Regions from separate parts of the Mus musculus genome. Here all the other regions are linked to region 1. The links are chromatin loops, found by intact Hi-C in ENCODE. Cell type or tissue: gastrocnemius. All regions are shown on one strand. Links, peaks and the distances in the headings refer to the core of each region. The heading gives the core; the rest is flanking DNA. Region 1 overlaps Gm4890 (predicted gene 4890). Region 2 has its middle 49 kb from the start of Gm39205. Region 3 has its middle 72 kb from the start of Otud4.

What was found. Peaks named below come from ENCODE experiments on the same cell type or tissue, not always from the same donor. Only the 100,000 strongest peaks of a DNase experiment are listed, where the experiment ranks them.
Region 2: it touches region 1 in a loop (4-fold over the local background); 17 of 42 quality-filtered maps call a loop at or near these places.
Region 3: a loop joins it to region 1, with 3 times the contacts of the local background. A loop is called at or near these places in 6 of 42 quality-filtered maps.

What each region holds. Positions count from the first base shown.
Region 1 is chr8:79,296,000-79,302,268 of GRCm38, reverse strand. The region is part of intron 1 of Gm4890 (predicted gene 4890); the gene reads right to left. Among named protein-coding and RNA genes, the nearest start is that of Gm4890, 4.1 kb to the right of the region's middle. In gastrocnemius, for the core only: a CTCF peak has its summit at 2,376; a DNase peak (open chromatin) is centred at 2,362; H3K27ac peaks cover 305 bases.
Region 2 is chr8:79,485,776-79,492,044 of GRCm38, reverse strand. It overlaps the pseudogene Gm39288. Among named protein-coding and RNA genes, the nearest start is that of Gm39205, 49 kb to the right of the region's middle. In gastrocnemius, for the core only: a CTCF peak has its summit at 2,965 (motif pointing right); a DNase peak (open chromatin) is centred at 2,970.
Region 3 is chr8:79,564,900-79,571,168 of GRCm38, reverse strand. No RefSeq gene overlaps it. Among named protein-coding and RNA genes, the nearest start is that of Otud4, 72 kb to the left of the region's middle. In gastrocnemius, for the core only: no CTCF peak of the experiment used is centred there; no DNase peak of the experiment used is centred there.

The DNA of each region.
Region 1 (6,269 bases), core at 1,345-3,844:
CACAAAGCCCACCAACCCCCAGCCGGAAGAATAATTTAATGTTTAAACTTCCCACTGTTAATGTCACAGACATTTTCCACTGTCCAAAAGGACTCACAGAATCACGTTTAAATGCATTCTATCATTTGCTTGATATTGCTTTAATGTTGTACTATAAATTTCAATGATTTTATGTCACTATAAAGTGTCATTGAGTTTTCTTAATTGCCAGTGGATTTTTAGCTTTGGGGTGAATATATGCACCATCTGACATGAGTTTCTGATTTAGTAAGTCTAGGGTAGAGCCAAGGAGTATGCACGCTTGACAACTTCAGGTAATGTTGGTTCCGCTGATCCAGAAATGATAATTAAGTTATATTGCCACACTGTAATAACAAAGGAGTGGTTTCAGCAGCCTCTAAAAGGCATTAGTCATTTCTCCAAGGTCTGTGCTATCTTTGATTTTTCAGGAAAAAACATAATGCTCTTCCTGGTAAGAAGAGGAAATGGCCATGCCTGTGATGGGCTTCTGCCCCTTTGCTCAGTGTGGAATCTTACTGCCTGGCACCACGTCACCATCAGCTGGCCTCACTTTGTTTTTAAAGTCACCTGCTGTCATTTAGTTCACTTCCTTCACTGTTTTCCTTCCTGCAGAAACTCTTCGACCTCTGTCCCACATACCTTCTGATTACAGAGGTTCATGCCTTACCTCTGTATTTAATTCCTCTTACCCCTATGCATAGTTGTAATCTTTTCATTCCTTACATTTAAAAAGGTTGCCTTAGCCTACAGTCTTTTGTGGACCCTCTTTTAAAATTATATTTTAAAACCTTTAATTAACTTCTATTGACATATTTAGCCCTATTGTAGTATCAACAGCAGCATGTGGATAATTTCACTGACCCCATCATGTGGAAATTTTGAGTAACATTGGAAAATTTGCCAATCAGGTGCTAGTATAGTCCATGACATCTCATGTTGAAGTTGCATGGTTAGGGGATCAACATAGCTTTGTTATACTCTAGTAAACCCACTGCTGATGGGGTGTAGCATCATCAAGTATGGGATAATGGAGTCAGCATGAGCCTGGCCTTGTTACACCACACAAGGCATCAGTGCTGATCCTATGGACAGAAGTGTCTGCATGTAACATATGGACCCTGGGAGCATCTACTTCATAGGGATCCTGGTAGGAACACTCAGTAGTATGATACAGTGAGGACAGGGGCTAGCTTACAACAGTCCTCAGCTGGGGAGTTGTAAACTGTCATGTCTGGCTTCCCTTCGTGGTGAGACTCACAATGGGAAGACTTTCAGAAAAGAAGACATCCCCAGAGAGTTTGGAAAACTGTAGGCAACAGCATAACTACTCTCAAAACCATCAGAAGTCAGCATAGAGTTAAAATAGTGTAAAACATAGAAGCAGAAAGAACGTCCTTAGAAGGGAAGGAAATGTGGGGAGCAGCTCAGAACACATTTGCAAGTAAGTTTTAGGGCAGAGGAAATGGCTCAAGAGTGGTTAGAAGTGCTGGCTGCTCTTCCAGAGAATCTAGGTTCAATTCCCACTATCCATGTAGTACCTCACTCATAACTGTCACAAATCTATTTACATGGGATCTGCACCCTCTTCTGACTTCTGAAGGCTCTACACACACACACACACACACACACACACACACTTTTAAAAGTGAAGTTTGAACAGTAATCTTGCTAAATAAAGCATGATTGACAGTCCAAAAAAAAAAGCACCGAGAGGCAGAACGTCAAACCTTTTCAAGAGTCACGTTCAAAGTACTTTTTAATATTAAAAATTATTTATAGTCCCAAATCTTTTTAAAAATCGATTAAGCCAAAGCTTGTACCTTCATAAACCCTTGGAAGAGATACAGTTAGCACAAAAGCTAGATGCTGCAATTTTTTCTTAATAATGAATTTCAAGTATTTTGTTGGAATAATAGGATGAGAGACATAGCTGGCCCAGGAAATCCTAGGGCCTTCCCTCCTTGAAACCTTGCCTGTCTATAAACAGAATGAGTCATCTTGTCAACCAGAAGCTTAGTTTGCAAAAGGTAGCTTCCTCAGAGTCAGCATTCTGCAAAGAATTTTTGTTACACCATCAGGTGCGTGTAATTTATATTTTGTCTACTTATTAAATTCATCAAAACAGATTTTCTGTTTTGTCAACTAAAGCCATCAGGGGGAAAGGATGCAAGGAAGAATTTTGTGACTTTTAAATATGCTGTAATTCTACTTCTGGTATAATATTTAGAGGGAAAACAGCCAGCTTCGGGTGTTTCTAGACTACTCCTGGCCCAGGGCAGAACCAGGTTAGTGCAATTGTTTGGAAACTGGAACTAAAAACCCCACACTCATTTCCCGTGTGCGTCCCCTGGCGGAGGAGAACAGACCTGGGTGTCAGTCTGGACTTCTGAGGCCAACAATCTGGAATGTGCTCATCACTGTGTTTGTTAAATGTTTTCATTTAAGCATTTGTGTAGTTTCAGGATATAGCTCCTATCTTTCATTAAAAGCATTTTAAAGTATTTTTGCTACTGTTTAAAATTTTCATATTAAAATCGCTGCTTGCTAGCATGTTGAAATACTTTTATATACTGTTCAAACTTCACCTATGACCTAGCATTAATTCCAGCAGAATTATGAGACTGTACAAACAGGGACAACCTTAACTCTCTTCTAATTTTTGTCTCTGGAAGACTTGTGAGACCCTGGAACAAAGCCCAACAGCAGTTGTGTAAGGAGATGGCCTCATTTCATTCAGGCCTAGGACAGATTTATCAATAAGTATGCTGGTGGCCCCTGGTCATTCACAGACAGCAGTAATAAAGCCCCCCCCCCTACCGTTTTAGTTGTTTTCATGATGGGTTAGAAATCCAGAGTGGGTTCATTATTGCTGGGGTGTCTGTCTTTCTGTCTCTGACTGGACTTCAGCTGGCCTAGGCAGGCTTTGAGTCTGTGACCCTACCTTAGCCTCCAGAGAAGCTTGAATTACAGGCCTGTGCCATCAGGCGCTTGATTTATTTATGTTGGGTGAAAGTTACATTCTGGAATAAACCCCATTTGACGGTTGTATTTTTTTCTTATTTTGCTGTGACAATCTGCTGGTATTTTGTACAAGGATTCTCCATCTGCATCTCCAATGCTACTTGCTGATGACTGCTTCTGACACCTCAGGTTTTATAAGATTATGCTGTCATTACTCCCTCATTCTCCCAGTTTATGTATAACTAACATCACATGGTCTTTATATATTTACATATTTCATCAGCGAAACCATCTTGAGTCTAGAGGGTTTTTGTAAAATATTTTTAAATTATTAACTCAAAATTTCTATTTCCTCTTCAGAGAGTTTTGGTTTAGAATGAATTTATTCATTTATTGTGATCTGACTTTATTGGTCTAAATTAATTTGTACTATTCTTCTTTGACAGTTTTAACTAGCAATTGTCAACCTTAGGATGAGTAATCTTGGAGGTCAGCGAAGCTGAGGGACATGTCTGTGTGCATGGCAGGATGCTTACCCGCCTCCCTGGCTTTAACAGCTCCATTAGTAACAATACCTCTGACTGTGACAACCAAATATGGCCCAGGCACTGCCATCATGCCCTGGCCCTGGGTCCACCAAAGCTTCCTGTCTTATGCCTGTAGAGAAGTGATCAGTTCCCCCAGATATGGTGAGTTTCTCTCTTTATCCTTATTCCTCTAGGAACTTCCCCAGGATTTTCCAATGCACAAAAGTTAGGCTAGACACTAACTTGTCCCATGCCCCACAGTTTGCTGGCCCTGTCTTAGATGCTTTAACCTTTTCCTTCGACTTTTTCAATAAAGGCTTAAAATACATGTTTGTCTATAAGAATACTTGAGCTACACTGCATGTATTCCTAGCTAATGCTGATGGATATTAATGTATTGATGGTTATGGACAGTGTGTTCAACTACGGCAACACCAGGGGAATGTACGTTAACACACATGTCAATCTTATAAGCTTAGACAGCAAGCACAATGACATTAGTCTTAGAAAAACTGCTGACAGACATTAGAAAATAAGTCACAGACCAACATGACTCATAAATACAGCAAAAGTTCCACATAAAATGCCTTAACACAGTTAGTTGAAAGGAAAAGATAAAATGAGAAAGAATATGAACAATAAAATTTAGCTATGTAATTTAAGTATGCTTCCCCCACCAGGCAACATGCTGATACACTGCCAGGTGGGCGGCTTCCAGATTCTCTCTGCTCTTCTCCCTAAGGAAGGTCAGCACCACATTAACCAGGCTGGGGACCAGGGTGAAGTCAGTGCCCTGTGCTAAGCACTCATCTGCTGCCACCTGCTGGGAGGCAGAGCTGGGCTTCCAGCATCCTTAAAAGGTTTCACAAGGATAACCTTGGATGTACATTGTTGCCTATTCCATAGAAATGACCAGAAAAAAACGCCTTTGGGCCTGAAAGAAATGAACGATTTTAGGGTAAATTAGCTGCAGAGAAGATGTGACCTGAATACAAAACGGAGATGCATTCTTTCCCTTCCACAGAAACTAGATGGCATATTTGCACTTCCCATGAAGTGGTTTACAATGCAGTTTCTTAAAATGCTGCACTTCAAAAGTACTGATCAAGTGTCTACTTAAAGGTAACTAATGGTAACTAGCCATTTGATGTGGGCTAATGGAGAGATGAAGTGGGTAAGACAAATATACAGATACGTAGGAAAACAGTCAATTCAAAGAATATAGCAATGGTTGTTGGAGGCAGAGTAATGACCCTTAAGGCCATCACATTCTTATTTGAACGGAGGAGAGGTGTAGCCCTGACTTTGAGTGGAGACTGCTGGGGTGGATTTGAGGCTGTTTGGGACTGTTGCTTCCCCACTCTGGCTTCTCTTTTTTATAGGAGATAGTTTTAACCATCTTATAATTCTGTCTCTTATTCCAATGACTATTTTTGTACTTTGGGAGCAGAGAATTTATTTTCTAGTCACTTAGGTCCAGATGGGAAATAATTTTGCCCTGGATAGAAACCCAGAGTCTCACCCTTATTGAATTTAGAAATTTTACATGATTTAATCTTTTTAGACTTAGATGTTGTAATGCTTTGAAACTATGCAGTTCCTCTGGGAACAAGGACTGAATGAATTTTGCATAAGAACATTATGACTCTTTGGGGGCCAGAGGTGTGGTAGGGAAAGCTTCCCCCAATACAGATTTCCACACTTTCATCACCAGAGCCTGTGAATATATTTTCTTACAAAACGCAAAGGAACGTGGGAGCTATGATTAAGGACCTTGCTATGGTGAGATTATCCTAAGTGGGCCCAATTTTGTTACACCAATCCTAAAAACTAAAGACCTCTTTACTGATGCTACTGCCTTTGAAAGGAGAGGAAAGGGGCTACAGACCAAGGCACCTCAGGGGCTTCTAGAAGCTAGAAAGAACAAACTAACACTCTTCTCTCTGAGATTCTAGAAAGGAATGAAGTCCTCTGACAAGCTGACTTCAGCACAGGGGGTTAGTTGCACCCTGACCTACAGAAAACAGTACATTTCTGTTCTTTTAAATTGCTAAGTTTGTACCAACTTTTATGGCAGTAATAGAAAACAAATAGATGACTGTACTTACTCTGTTCATGCATTACAATAAGAGATTCCCATGTAATTCCCTTGAAGGAAACAAAGGCATATCTGATTAGTATCCATATTCTGACCCTCTGTTGCCTAGCTGATGTGATTTCCAATTCTCTGAGGCTTATAGCACCTGCTCTGGCTCCCTGTTCTTTAAACACATTAAAGATGGAAATAGGTTATATGCAAATATGATGCCATGCTGTAAAGGGACTGAGCATGCCAGCCTCAGGCGTTCCAGGAGCCTGAACAGTATCTGGCAGCTACTCAAATTTGTTGAAATGAAAATTTAAAAAGTCACAACTGACAGATTACAAAGACTCACAAGTCTTATACATACCATGGCAAACAGCGCTGAGCAGTAACCAAAAGATTATATGCATTACGTAAGTTGGTTGGTGAATTCCCAAGCCTTAATATATGGACTTAAATATGATATTTGTAATAACGAGGTCATTTCCAAACCCTTCCCAGTGCTCTTAGACATGGTGCAGCATTTGTTAAGGTCAGATTGTAAGAAAACTACTGTATCATGAATTTTGTATTTCTTCTTTGTAAATGTTTTAATAATTGCTAGGTACAAAGTTTCACTGGTTTTTAATTTTCAAAAATATTTTTATGTATCTACAAGTAGGAATGTGCTCTACATG
Region 2 (6,269 bases), core at 1,696-4,195, 190 kb before region 1:
AGAACTCAGGATATTACTCCTACTCCATTTCCTCTTCCTCCCTGACTGACACTGATTGCTGAAGGGACAAATGGGAACCATCTGGGCAATGCTTCCTTGTGTCTATGGGGACAAGAGACAGAAGGACCTCAGTAGAACAAATGTATAGTTTGACACTTGGATGCGATGACAGGCCCTTGGCTTCCTGGCTCCTCCAAGGGCCAGCATCTGTTCAATGATGCATAACTCAAGGGAGTTGAAGTGAAAGGCTGGTCTTCAAGCCTTCAAAGCGAAGAAGAACCCTCCATTTATTCTACTGCTCCAATTGTAGTGTTTGAAATGTGTTTAAGGGAAGGTGGAATTTTTAATATTACCTTGAAATTACTCCTTTTCTTCTTTTTCTTCTTTATCATTGTCTGCAGCTTCTGCTTCTGCCTCTTCCTCCTTTTGTTTTTGAGAACTAGCTAGCCTTAAAGTCCCCTGTACAGATGAGGGTGACCTTGAATTTCTCATCGAGGAGTACACCACCAAATTTGACTACTCCGCTTTATAGAAGCAAAGCACTGTCTCTTTCACGATGAGTCATAAAGGCTCGTAAGCTCTGGAATGTCCAACAGCAGACGTTTGACACAGAACACTTTTCTGAAGCAGAGTTTAAAATGTGCCGGAAACACATTGATCCCCCAGCCAGGCAGTGCAAGGTTTTTGGGATGGTGTTGTCTAGGTTAGAAGCAGAGTAGGAAGGGAAGGAGAGAGAGTCAAAGGGCGGCAGGTCTGAGGCTATAAATACATATTACAGTGCTGAGGCAGCCGCAGCATCCCAGGTAGAGGGCAGACCTCAGATCATTCGCAGATTCTGCTTAGACATGCCTCTTTCCTCTTTTCCCTCTTCGCAGCCAGCAATTAGACTCTTTTCCACCCATTTCCAGCCAGAAAAGCTTAAGAAATACCACCGGCTCTTGATTTTACCAGTTTAATACTAACAGGAAATAAAGATAAAAGAATGCTTTGCCCCCCAGGGTTCCAGATCTCCAGAATAGGATCAAGAAATGGGGGTGTGGTGGATTCTTTCTCAGTTGCTAGGGAACATTGGGGTGACGTAAACGCCACAACAAGGGTCGTCAAGCAGATGGAGCAGATCATTAACTGACCTCCTGAGTAGTCAGTCAGTTGAGGACCTGCAGTGATATGCATAGCTTTGTTAAGTGTGGGAAGGAGAGATTTCCCAAGGAGTCTAAGCTACAGTCTTCTATTAGAGGCAGATTGCTGTATTAGACAGGCTAATGATAGGATTTGGCATAAGGTTATCCATTCTTGCTCAAGAAATGAATATACATGCTTGAACGCACTTTATTAGGAAAGACTAAATTACTCAAATGATGATATTCTTGATGCCTGATGTGGGTAGGTAATTTATACACAAAAAATACGAATTAATAAATGACATAAAATGAATCAACTTCACTCCTATTTATTGAGTACTTGTCACGTTCAGGCCAAAGGGAAAACACAAACTGCTGTTTGAATCAAAGACCTGCCAGGAGCTGGTTATGTAAGATTACAATGGAGCTGAGCAACTCTGGTCACCCGATGACGTCACTGTAGTCACAGTGTCCTGGCAGAGCATCATCCACTGTTATAGTGATGCTGTCGAGGACAAGACCGCTGTGATGGCAGCTGTGAGCATGCAGAGATTGATACAGGTAACAACAGGCTGTGCTGCATTTCCTTGCTATAGTACGCAACAGTAGTGCGGTTAATCCTCTCTTAACTCTCCTTGTGCTTCTTGCTACCACTCCAATGTTGTGGATTCTTGAATGAAATACACGCACTCTTCCACAAGAGGCCTACACACCGCCGCGGTTGCCGTCACCTTGTCTTTAGTGATCCCTGAGAAGTCCCAGCACATTTTGCAAGTGATCAACACCAACATTGATGGGTAGCAGAAAATAGCCTTCTCCATCACTGCCATTAAGGGTGTGGGGCGGAGATATGCTCATGTGGTATTGGGGAAAGCAGACATTGACCTCACCAAGAGGGCTGGAGAACTCAGGGAGGATGAAGTGGAGCGAGTGATCACCATCATGCAGAACCTGCGACAGTACAAGAACCCAGACTGGTTCCTGAACAGACAGAAGGATGGGAGGATGAGAAGTACAGCCAGGTTCTGGCCAACAGTCTAGACAACAAGTCTAGTGTGAAGACCTGGAGCGGCTGAAGAAAATTTGAGCGCATAGCTGTGCCACTTTTGGGACCTTCGTGTCCATGGTCAGCATATGGGCAGATGGCAGGGGCTGTACTGTGGGTGTATCCAAGAAGAAATGAGTCTCTGGGCCTTTGCTGTTAATAAGTAGTCTATATACCTAAAAAGAAAGAAAGAGAGAGAGAGAGAGAGAGAAAGAGAGAGAGAGAGAGAGAGAGAAAGAGAGAGAGAAAGAAAGAAAGAAAGAAAGGAAGGAAGAAAGACAGACACACAGCCTTATTTTTAATATACCCTAAGCAGCTCAATGGCTGGGCCACTCCCAAACTTCCATGTTGCTAACACCTCCCCTCCAATACTCCTGAATTATTACTTACTAAAATCTATATTTCCTCTCAGACCCAGTTGACAAGGGCCCTTAGGGCTACTTTTCCCTGGCCCTTATATGATTGTTCCTCTGTTTTCTGCAGCTCCCCTGCCTGATCCTTCTGATTTCCCAGCATGGCGATTCTAAATCTTTCTTATTCCCTGGGTTCCCTTGCCTGGGAAATGTCTTCCTGCCCAACCATTGGCTGCCAGCAACTTTGTTTACCAATTATAGCCAACTTGGGGCAGAGACCCTTGCATCTTACATGCAGATGTGCTATTTTGGAACCCAATAAACATACTATAGGCAATAAGCCAAATCCACAACATTAGTATACTTTAAAAATAGATTTGTTTTTATGTATTCAGTGTTTGCCTGAATGTATATATATGATATCACATGCATGCAGTGCCCATGGATGCCAGAAGAGGGCATAAGATCCCTCTAGAACTGGCAAGGTGGTTGTGTGTCATCACGTAGGTATATCTCTATAACCCTACAACATACTTTTTTATCATTTGGAAAAGAGATGTGGAATAACAATGACAGCTCCTACAAAGAGCTTTTCACCTGCAAAGGAAAAAAAATCGGCACAAACTAGTTGGTTCTCATTGCAGTGCTTTGAAGCAGAAAGCAAATATAACGCTGTCTCTGTTTTATAACTAAAGGATCCTTGGGAGATGGTGCAGACTTCCCTGGGTGGAGTTGGCCCAGCTCTATCTTCTGATTTCCCCATCACTTGGGCGTTATTGCTAATGTTGTTTGACATTCACAGTCTAACAACACTGGGGAACTCTGAAGTCTGGGGAGGGGATGTACTGCACTCAGGGCAAATAGGAAATCGGACTAAGTGTGTATGGATGAATGAGACAGACCTTGGTCAGAGTCCCAGCACTGCTGCCTGCCCTATGACCCCAACTGCAGGTTCAGTTTCCTTGGCAAATAAGTGGTGAGTTTGTACCTCTTCCTCACTATTAAAAAGCTCTTTGCTTCTGCTTCAGCCACTTCCTAAAGTTTCCTGGGACCTAGCTTCTCCTGGCTTTGCTCACCCCAGAGCCCATTGCTGCACAGCTCAGAGCCAAGGCCCAGGTAGAAGGGTTTCTGCCCCCATCTCCTCATCCAGGCAGAACTCTAAATGAAGTGCAGCCCTTCCTAACCCCAGCTGTTTCTAACACCGCCTCTGTTCTCGGTGTTGGAGAGTAGAGGACCAGCAGCAGTCTTCAGGAAGAAGAAGAAGCAAGAGAGAATTTAGGAGCATTTTTAATTTTGTTTTGTTTTGCAAGGTGGGGAGGGGAGGAACTTCTGAGTTATCTGAAGGATTTCATGAGCTTGGATATCAATCTGACATCTTTATTTGTCTATATGTTTGCTTAGTTCTGTTTTTTATTTAGCAAATAAGTTTTGAACGTGTTGTGACAAGTCCCAGGGAGACAATGAATGAGATGGAATTGTCTTTCAAGATGTTCACAGCCTAGAGAAAGAAAAATAACTACAAACATAAAAACTGGCTTTTATATGCTAGGAAGAGTTCATGCACATGAGGCATACAGAGGAGAGGCTAACTGGAAGTGGGCAGGAGAGATCAGTGGGTGCCGGGTTGAAAGGGCCTTGAAAGCTAAATTTGTTAGCAGCAGAAAGGTGCGACCAAAGACTCTGGACTGTAAAGATTACAAAAGTCTCCACTGTGCCTCAGCCTGACCTTTCACCAGGTCAGATGAGACCTATGCCTACTTGACTAGAAGTCACGGCATCGTGACATACAGTGTTCTCATGTTCAGCTAACCTCTGGCTGAGGCTTGTGTGTTTCCTCTAACTCACAGCACCATGTGCAGTTTTCCTGACAACGCTGTCAGCGTTTCCATTTCTGGGTCTGCTTTAGTAACTAATGATCATTGGCTGTATGACTGAGTGCAGGCCATTTTCTAGAACACTCTGGTTTGGTGGAATAATTTGCTGATATTTTTGGTGGTTTGTCTTTACTCTCTTTAGAGGTAAATTGACATTTTACTGAGGAAGAAGAGGCTGTGAAAACATTTGGGGACCTCTATATGCTTACAGAAGTGTCCAGTGGCGGTTAGTGTATTGTGACTGGATGGCGAGATGCCGTGATAATTGGTAAGGCATGCTCCTGGACGTTTCTATGTGGAAGACTGGTGTGTGGCTCAGTGAGATGGGTTGGACAGAAGCATCCTGAATGTGCACGGCATCAGGCACTAAGATGAGCTTATGAGCTTATTAGAAACAAAAAGATGTAGAGGAGAGGGGAAGGCTGTGCACACATAAGCTTTCCCCTAGAGTGGATACAGTTTTGGCTGCCCTGGTCACGATCATGGCTGTCAGGTTCTAGCCTGTGAACACTGACCCACACCAGCAGCTCTTCAGGGCTTTAAAATTTAATAGATGTCATTGTAAAAGCACAGCTTCAGGTTAAGAGGAAAGATGGGCAGAGAATTCAGCACGTTCAGAATCCCCACTGACACACGTGAGCCTTTACTAATCTCTTGTCTTAGTTTGGTACATTGGCCACCATTAGTGATCCACTACGAATACGGTCTTTAAAAAAGATTTACTTTTATTTTATAGGTAAGAATGTTTTTCCTGTCTGTGAACCATGTGAGTGCCTGGTGGCCACAGATCCCACTGAACCGGAGTTATAGATGGCTATGACCCAAAATATTGGTATTGGGAGTCAAATCTGGGTTCCCTGGGAAAGCAGCCAGTGTTCTTAACTAAGCCATCTTTCCAGCCCTGGGTGACGCGTTCTGCGAAGCCCAGCTCGAGAGTGTGTTGTGATTTCCCTCATTTCTGCCCCTGTTCTGGTTCTGCTCTTTTACTTCCTTGTCACCTCTCTCTAAGCTTCTCCTGGCTGTGAGTTTCTCAGCCTGCCTCTTTACCCCTTGACCTTGACAACTTTGAAAGGTGTTAGTCAGATTTGTTTTAGGACATTGCTTTGTGGGAAGTCATCTAATGCTTTTCTCCTAGTTAGAATTTTGAAAGGAAGATCATAAAGCAAATGCCTTAAAAAAAAGTTCTTTTATTTCTTTTTATACATCTGTTAAATGTGGATTCATTGGGAACATCTGTGCGGATTCTGGACTCGGTGTGCTCTCTAAACCTAAAATTATTCTTTAAAAGTGACACCTGTTACTTTAAAACACAGTTGCCGCTGCATTAGTGGTCCTTTGCTGCACATCCTTGGTCCTTTCTGTGTTAATGGGTTTAGCTGACACTGTTACAGCAGAAGTGCCAGCACCTTTCCCTCATGGCCGTGGGGGAAGGATGCACCCGTTGACCACAGCTTAAATATCTTGGGGCTAGAGGACGGGAAAGGATACAGGAAGTCTAATATTCTAGAACGCCAAAGTTTGCAACAAAATTATAGCTAATAAATTTTAGAAATTCATTTAAAAAAAACCCAACCACGTTCGAGGCCTGAGTAGACAGCAAAGTAAGCAACTTTCGTTGTCGACATGAGGACTTGCTTGTCATTTGATGTCGGGGACCAATGGTTCATTCCTTCTCTGTGACGTCAAGGCCAGAGACTAGGTGCAGCAGCTACAGTTTACCATAACCAGGATAGGTAGATACCTCAGCACAGTGTCTTTCTCCCTCACACTCACAGTTAGTCTTTCTTATGAGGTAATATGTATTTGTCATGGAAGCAGCCACCCAGAATTTCTTAGTTTTCTTTTTAGATTGTAAAAAGGAATAAAAATAAATTTG
Region 3 (6,269 bases), core at 2,235-4,734, 270 kb before region 1:
GTATATTTGTGTATATATATTCCATTGTTATGCCTTCTGCTTTTGTCTATATAATTTATCACTAGAATATATATAAAGAAATGAAATATAGGGCCGGGCGTGGTGGCGCACGCCTTTAATCCCAGCACTTGGGAGGCAGAGGCAGGTGGATTTCTGAGTTCGAGGCCAGCCTGGTCTACAAAGTGAGTTCCAGGACAGCCAGGGCTATACAGAGAAACCCTGTCTCGAAAAACCAAAAAAAAAAAAAAAAAAATGAAATATATATTCATATACATGTATATGTATATATATAATATGTGGCTCACATCTCTCCCTCTCTGTCCCATTTGATCTCTCTCTCTAATATATATATATATATATGATATGTATATAGAAATATTAACCACTGAACTTTCTCTCCAGACCTGAAAGGTAACTCTTTTTCTTAACCAGTTTCTTATTGGTGTCTACAGAGGTATCTCTCTCACCTGCACGCACGCATGCGTACACACACACACACACACACACATATACACTTTTCTTTAATAAAAAACAAAACAAACAGAAAACCTGGGAGGCTGGAAAGACAACTCAGCAGTTAAGAGAACCAACTGCTCTTCCAAGAGACTCAGGTTTGATTCCCAGCATATGTGTGTACATATACATATCTTTTATATATATATATATATATATATATATATATATATACACACACACATATACACATATATATACATACATATACACATATATATACATACATACACACACACACACACACACATATATATATATGTATATATATATATATATATATATATATATATATATATATATATATATGTATGTATACACATGCACACACACACATCTTTTACAGGTCCCACAATTCTAGCATCTTCGTAGTAATAATCAAGTTTTCAATATATGAACATTTATAGGACAAACCACATCTAAATATGAGAACATTCATGTTGATTTCAATTTTTTCTGAGTATGGCATAAGCATTTACAAATGGTACCATGATACCTTTTAAGTCATACATTGAATCAAAACTCACCATGTAAGTGTATCTGGATACAGAGTATTTGTGATGGGTTGAGTAAGGATGACTCCCATTGCCTCATATATTTGGATGCTTAGTCATCAGGGAGTGGTGCTATTTGAGAAGGATTAGGAGGTATGGTCTTGTTGGAAGAAGTATGTGTCCGGGGTGGGCTTTGAGTGTTCAAAAGCCCAAGCAAGTTCCAGTATCTCTCTCTTCTTGTGGCCTATGAATCCAGATGTAGAACTCTCAGCTCCTCCAGCACCATGTCTACCTGCATGATGCCATGCTTCTTTTCATGATGATAGTGGACTAAACCTCTGAAACTATAAGCAAGCCCCAATTAAATGCTTTATTTTATGGGAATTTCTGTGTGTCTCTTCATAGCAATAGAACAGTGACTGAGACAGTCTTTGAGATAATTGAAGTCAAAAGATGTCTGTTTTTATTTTGGAGACAGAGGTCTCCCTATGTAGTTCTGGCTGTCCTAGAACTCACTATGAAGACCAAAAAAAAAAAAAAAAAAGTATTTTGAGGGCAAAAAACTACAGGCAACTAAGAAATGGTGAGAGTGGAAGAAATAATTTTCCTCAAGGAAGAACCTCCTGATTTAGTTTTCTATTGCTGTGACAAAACACTATGACCAAGGGAACTTATAAAAGTACTTGATTGGGATTATGGTTGTAGAGGGTTAGAGATCATGACCATCATGTCAAGCGCATGGCCGCAGACAGGCAGGCACAGCGCTGAAGCAGTGACTGAGAGCTCACATCCTTATCCTCAAGTAGGAGGCAGAGAGCTAACTGGGAATGACAAGGCCTTCGAAACCTCAAAGCCAACTTTTTATCCCCACTGACACATCTCCTCCAACAAGATGAGACCTCCTAATACTTTCCAAACAGTTCCACCAACTGGGCACCAAGTATTCCAATATATGAATCTATGGGGAAATTCTCATTCAAATCACAAAATACCTCGAATTAGCCAATACCAAAGGGTTATCCGTAAAAACATATACATACAAGTTACATTTATGGACTAAGCAGGTTGTGTGTGTGTGTGTATATATATATATATATCATCTATCTATTTATTTATGTATCTATCAATTGATCTATGTATATATATATATATATATATATATATATATATATATCTTTTTTTTAAAAGATTTATTTATTTTATGCATATGAGTACACGGTAGCTGTACAGATGTTTGTGAGCCTTCATGTGGTTCTTGGAAATTGAATTTTTAGGACTTCTGCTTGCTCCGGTCCAAAGATTTTATTATTATACATGCATACACTGTAACTGTCTTCAGATGTGCCATAAGAGGGTGTCAGGTCTCATTACAGATGGTTGTGAGCCACCATGTGGTTGCTGGGACTTGAACTCAGGACCTTTGGAACAGCAGTCAATGCTCTTACCTGCTGAGCCATCTCACCAGCCCCCTATGTATGTATATATCTATCTACATATGTATGTATCTATGTATCTCTCATCTACTATCTATATACCAATTTATTCGTCTATGTATATGTATGTATGTATGTATGTATGTATGTATCCACCCATCTATCTATCCACCTGAACATGAGAGAGAACAAGAGAAGAAATACATGAGAAGAATTAGAGGGAGAAAATGGAAAGTGGAAAATGATACAATTATATTTTAATTTTAAAATATAAGATATCTTAAGGGTGAGGCCCTAACCTTAGACATCAGGTTTTTATGAGGATAGAAATAAACACAAGATATTGCTTTCCCATCTGCAGACAAGGAAGTCTACGAGCCATCAATGAATGTGTATCCAAAGTTCATGGGTTGGAGAGTGTTGAGAGGTGGATTGTTTTTTCATCCTTTTCTTTTCTTTTCTTTTCTCTTCTCTTCTCTTCTCTTCTCTTCTCTTCTCTTCTCTTCTCTTCTCTTCTCTTCTCTTCTCTCCTCTCCTCTCCTCTCCTCTCCTCTCCTCTCCTCTCCTCTCCTCTCCTCTCCTCTCCTCTCCTCTCCTCTCCTTTTCTTTCCTTTTCTTTTCTTTTCTTTTCTTTTTGGTTTCTGACACTGAGACTTTTTCTGTATAGTTCTGGCTGTCCTAGATCTTGCTCTGTTAGACCAGGCTGGCATTGAACTCAGAACTCTACCTACCTCTACCTCCTGAGTGCTGGGATTAAAGGAGTGAGCCACCACCATCCACAGGTGGGTTTTTGTTTGTTTGCTTGTTTTTGTTTTTAAATTTAATTTAATTTAATCTATTTTTACTTATTCACTTTATATCCCACTCACTGCCCCTTCCTGGTCATACACACACACACACACGCACACGCACACAGTCCTTCCCTATATCCCTTCCCTTTCTCCTCTAAGTGAGTGGAGACCCCTGGGTGTCCCCCCAACCTTGGCACTTCAAGTCTCTGTGAAGATAGGCACTTCCTCTCCCACTGAGGCCAGACAAGGCAGCCCAGGTAGTAGAACATATCCCACATACAGGCAATAGCTTTTGGGATAGCCTCTGCTCCAGTTGTTTGGAACCCACATGAAGAGCTAGCTGCACACCTGCCTCATATGATCAGGGAGGCCTAGGTCCGGCCCATGTGTGTTTATTGGTTGGTGGTTCAGTCTCTGAGAGCCCCAGGTCCAGGTAAGTTGACTCTGTTGGTCTTCGTGTGGACTTTCTATTCCCTCCAGGCCCACAGTCCTTTCTCCTATTCTTCCATAAGCATTCCTAAGCTCCATTCCCTGTTTAGCTGTGGGTGTCTTTATCTGACTGAGTCAGCTGCTGGGTGGAGCCTCTCAGAGGACGATATGCTCCTTTCTACAAGCATAACCAGAGTATCATTAATAGTGTCAGGGATTAGTGTTTGGCTGTGGGATGGGTCTCAAGTTGGGCCTGTTATTGGTTGGTCATTCGCTCAGTCTCTGCTTTCCCCTGTGCCTGCATTTCTTACAGTCAGGATAAATTTTGGGTGGAAAGTTTTGTGGGTGGGTTGGTTTCTCTATCACTCCACTGGGGTTCCTGTCTGGCTTCAGGACATGGCCTATTCATATTCCACATCCCCAGTGTAGTGAGTAATCCCCACTGATTCTTGGACACTTCTCTTATCCCAGGTCTCTGTCTTGTCCTGGAGATGCCCCCTATCTCCCCAGCCCCTCCAGTTGCAGATTTTCACTCCTTTTCATGGCCATTTGGCCATCTCTCCTACCCTTCCCCACTGATCCTGAACCTCCCATTTCCCTCCCCATACTCCCTCCCAGGTGGGGTTCTTAATGTGATATTTTAAAATTAATTTTTTGAGAATTTCATATATGCCTACAATGAATTTTGATCATATCCACCCGTATTTCATCTCTCTGGCTCCTGCTGGATCTTACCCATGTCCCCTCCCGTTCTCATGTCCTTTTAAAAAGAATTCACTTAGTCCAATTAGTGTTGTCCATATCTGCATTTGGATGGAGTCATCAGCCAGAGTTTGGCCGACTACCAGGGAGTACATCCCTGAAGTAAACGGACTCTCTCTCACTGCAGCCATCAGTGGCCAGCAACTCCTTAGCTAGAGGGGGGAGGGGCTCATGGTGGGATGCTGACTGCTTTGATCTTGGACAGATCTTGTCTAGACAACCACAGCAGCTGTGAATTCATGACTTTCCTGTTGTATCCAGAGGACAATCCTCCCTGACTTTTGCTCTTACAATCTGTGGTAGTTTGAATGTAAATGGCCCACATAGATACACAGGATATGACATGGTTGAAGGTATGGCCTTGTTATAGGAAGTGGGTCACTCTAAGGTTTCAGAAGCTCAAGCAAGGCTCAGGGTCACTCTCTCTTCCTGCTGCCTGCTGATCCAGATGTAGGACTCCCAGCTCTTTCTCTAGTACTGTGTCTGCCTGTGCACTGCTATGCTTCCTGCCATGATGATAATGGAGTAGACATCTGAAGCTATAAGCCAGCCCCAATTACATGCTTTCCTTATTAAGTGTTGCTGTGGTCTTGGTGTCTCTTCACAGTAATAGAAACCCTACCTAAAATACAATCTTTGCATGCCCTCTTCTTTCATGGTCTAGGATTCTCCTGGGAATTGATATAAAGGTCCCATTTATGGTTGAGCAGGAAATTTTGAATTTTTGGTGGAAATCCCCAAGATAGGGTTTCTTCGTGTAGAGATGACTGTACTGGAACTAGCTCTTAAGACCAGGCTGGCCTCAAACTCACAAAGATCCACCTAACTCTGTCTCCAGAGTGATTGGACTAAAGGTATGTGCCAACACTATATGACCAAGTCAATTCTTATAAAGGAAAGCATTCAACTGGGCTGACTTACAGTTTCGGAGGCTTAGTCCTTTATTGTCATGGCAGGGAACATGGCAGCATGCAGTGTGCAAGCAGACATAATGCTGGAGGAGAAGCTGAGAGTTCTACATCATGATCTGAAGTCAGAAGAAGGAAGACTGTGTATCACAATGGATGTAGCTTGAGCATAGAAGTCTGTCCCAGCAATGACACACTTCCTCCAACAAGCCCACATCTACTCCAAAAAGGTCACACCTCCTAATAATCTCTATGGGCCAACAATTCAAATACACGAGTGTATGGGGTCAAACCTATTCAAACCACCACAAAATGTAAGCCCAAATTTTCTTCTCCAAGTTGCCTTGATCATGTAAGCAGGTTAGTCAGTCAGCTGTCATACAGTGGTAAGATTCTTGATTACCACAAATAGATATAGATAGAGAAAAATGAGGACTATATGGTGAATTGGGTCAGAGTCTCTCTCTGTGTAGTGAGGCCTGCAATTTTACCCACTGAGAAAAATATTCACTTTGATGTGTGCCAATATATTAATTCATGCCTTTTTAATTAATGAAGAGCTTTGTGAAGTTCTTTTGCACCTTTAGGCAACAGTAAATCAAACAGGTTTAAATGACTTGGGGAGCTGCCTCAGTGATTAAGAGGATTTGCTGTGCTTGCAGAGGACCTGGGTCAGTTCCCAGCACCACCTGGCAGTTCACGACAACCTAGAACTCTGGTTCTACATGATATGACAACTTTTTCTGGTCTCTGGGGACTCCTGCACACACATGGTCACATATAAGCACTCAGGCACAAAGACATACTCAGTCACTCAGTCACTCACTCACTCTAAAAATGTTTAAAAATAAGAGTAAAACAGGTGTTAGACTTTTCTCTTTTATACACATAGACATACTCACACAGACACACACATGCTCACATCCTCACACACACACA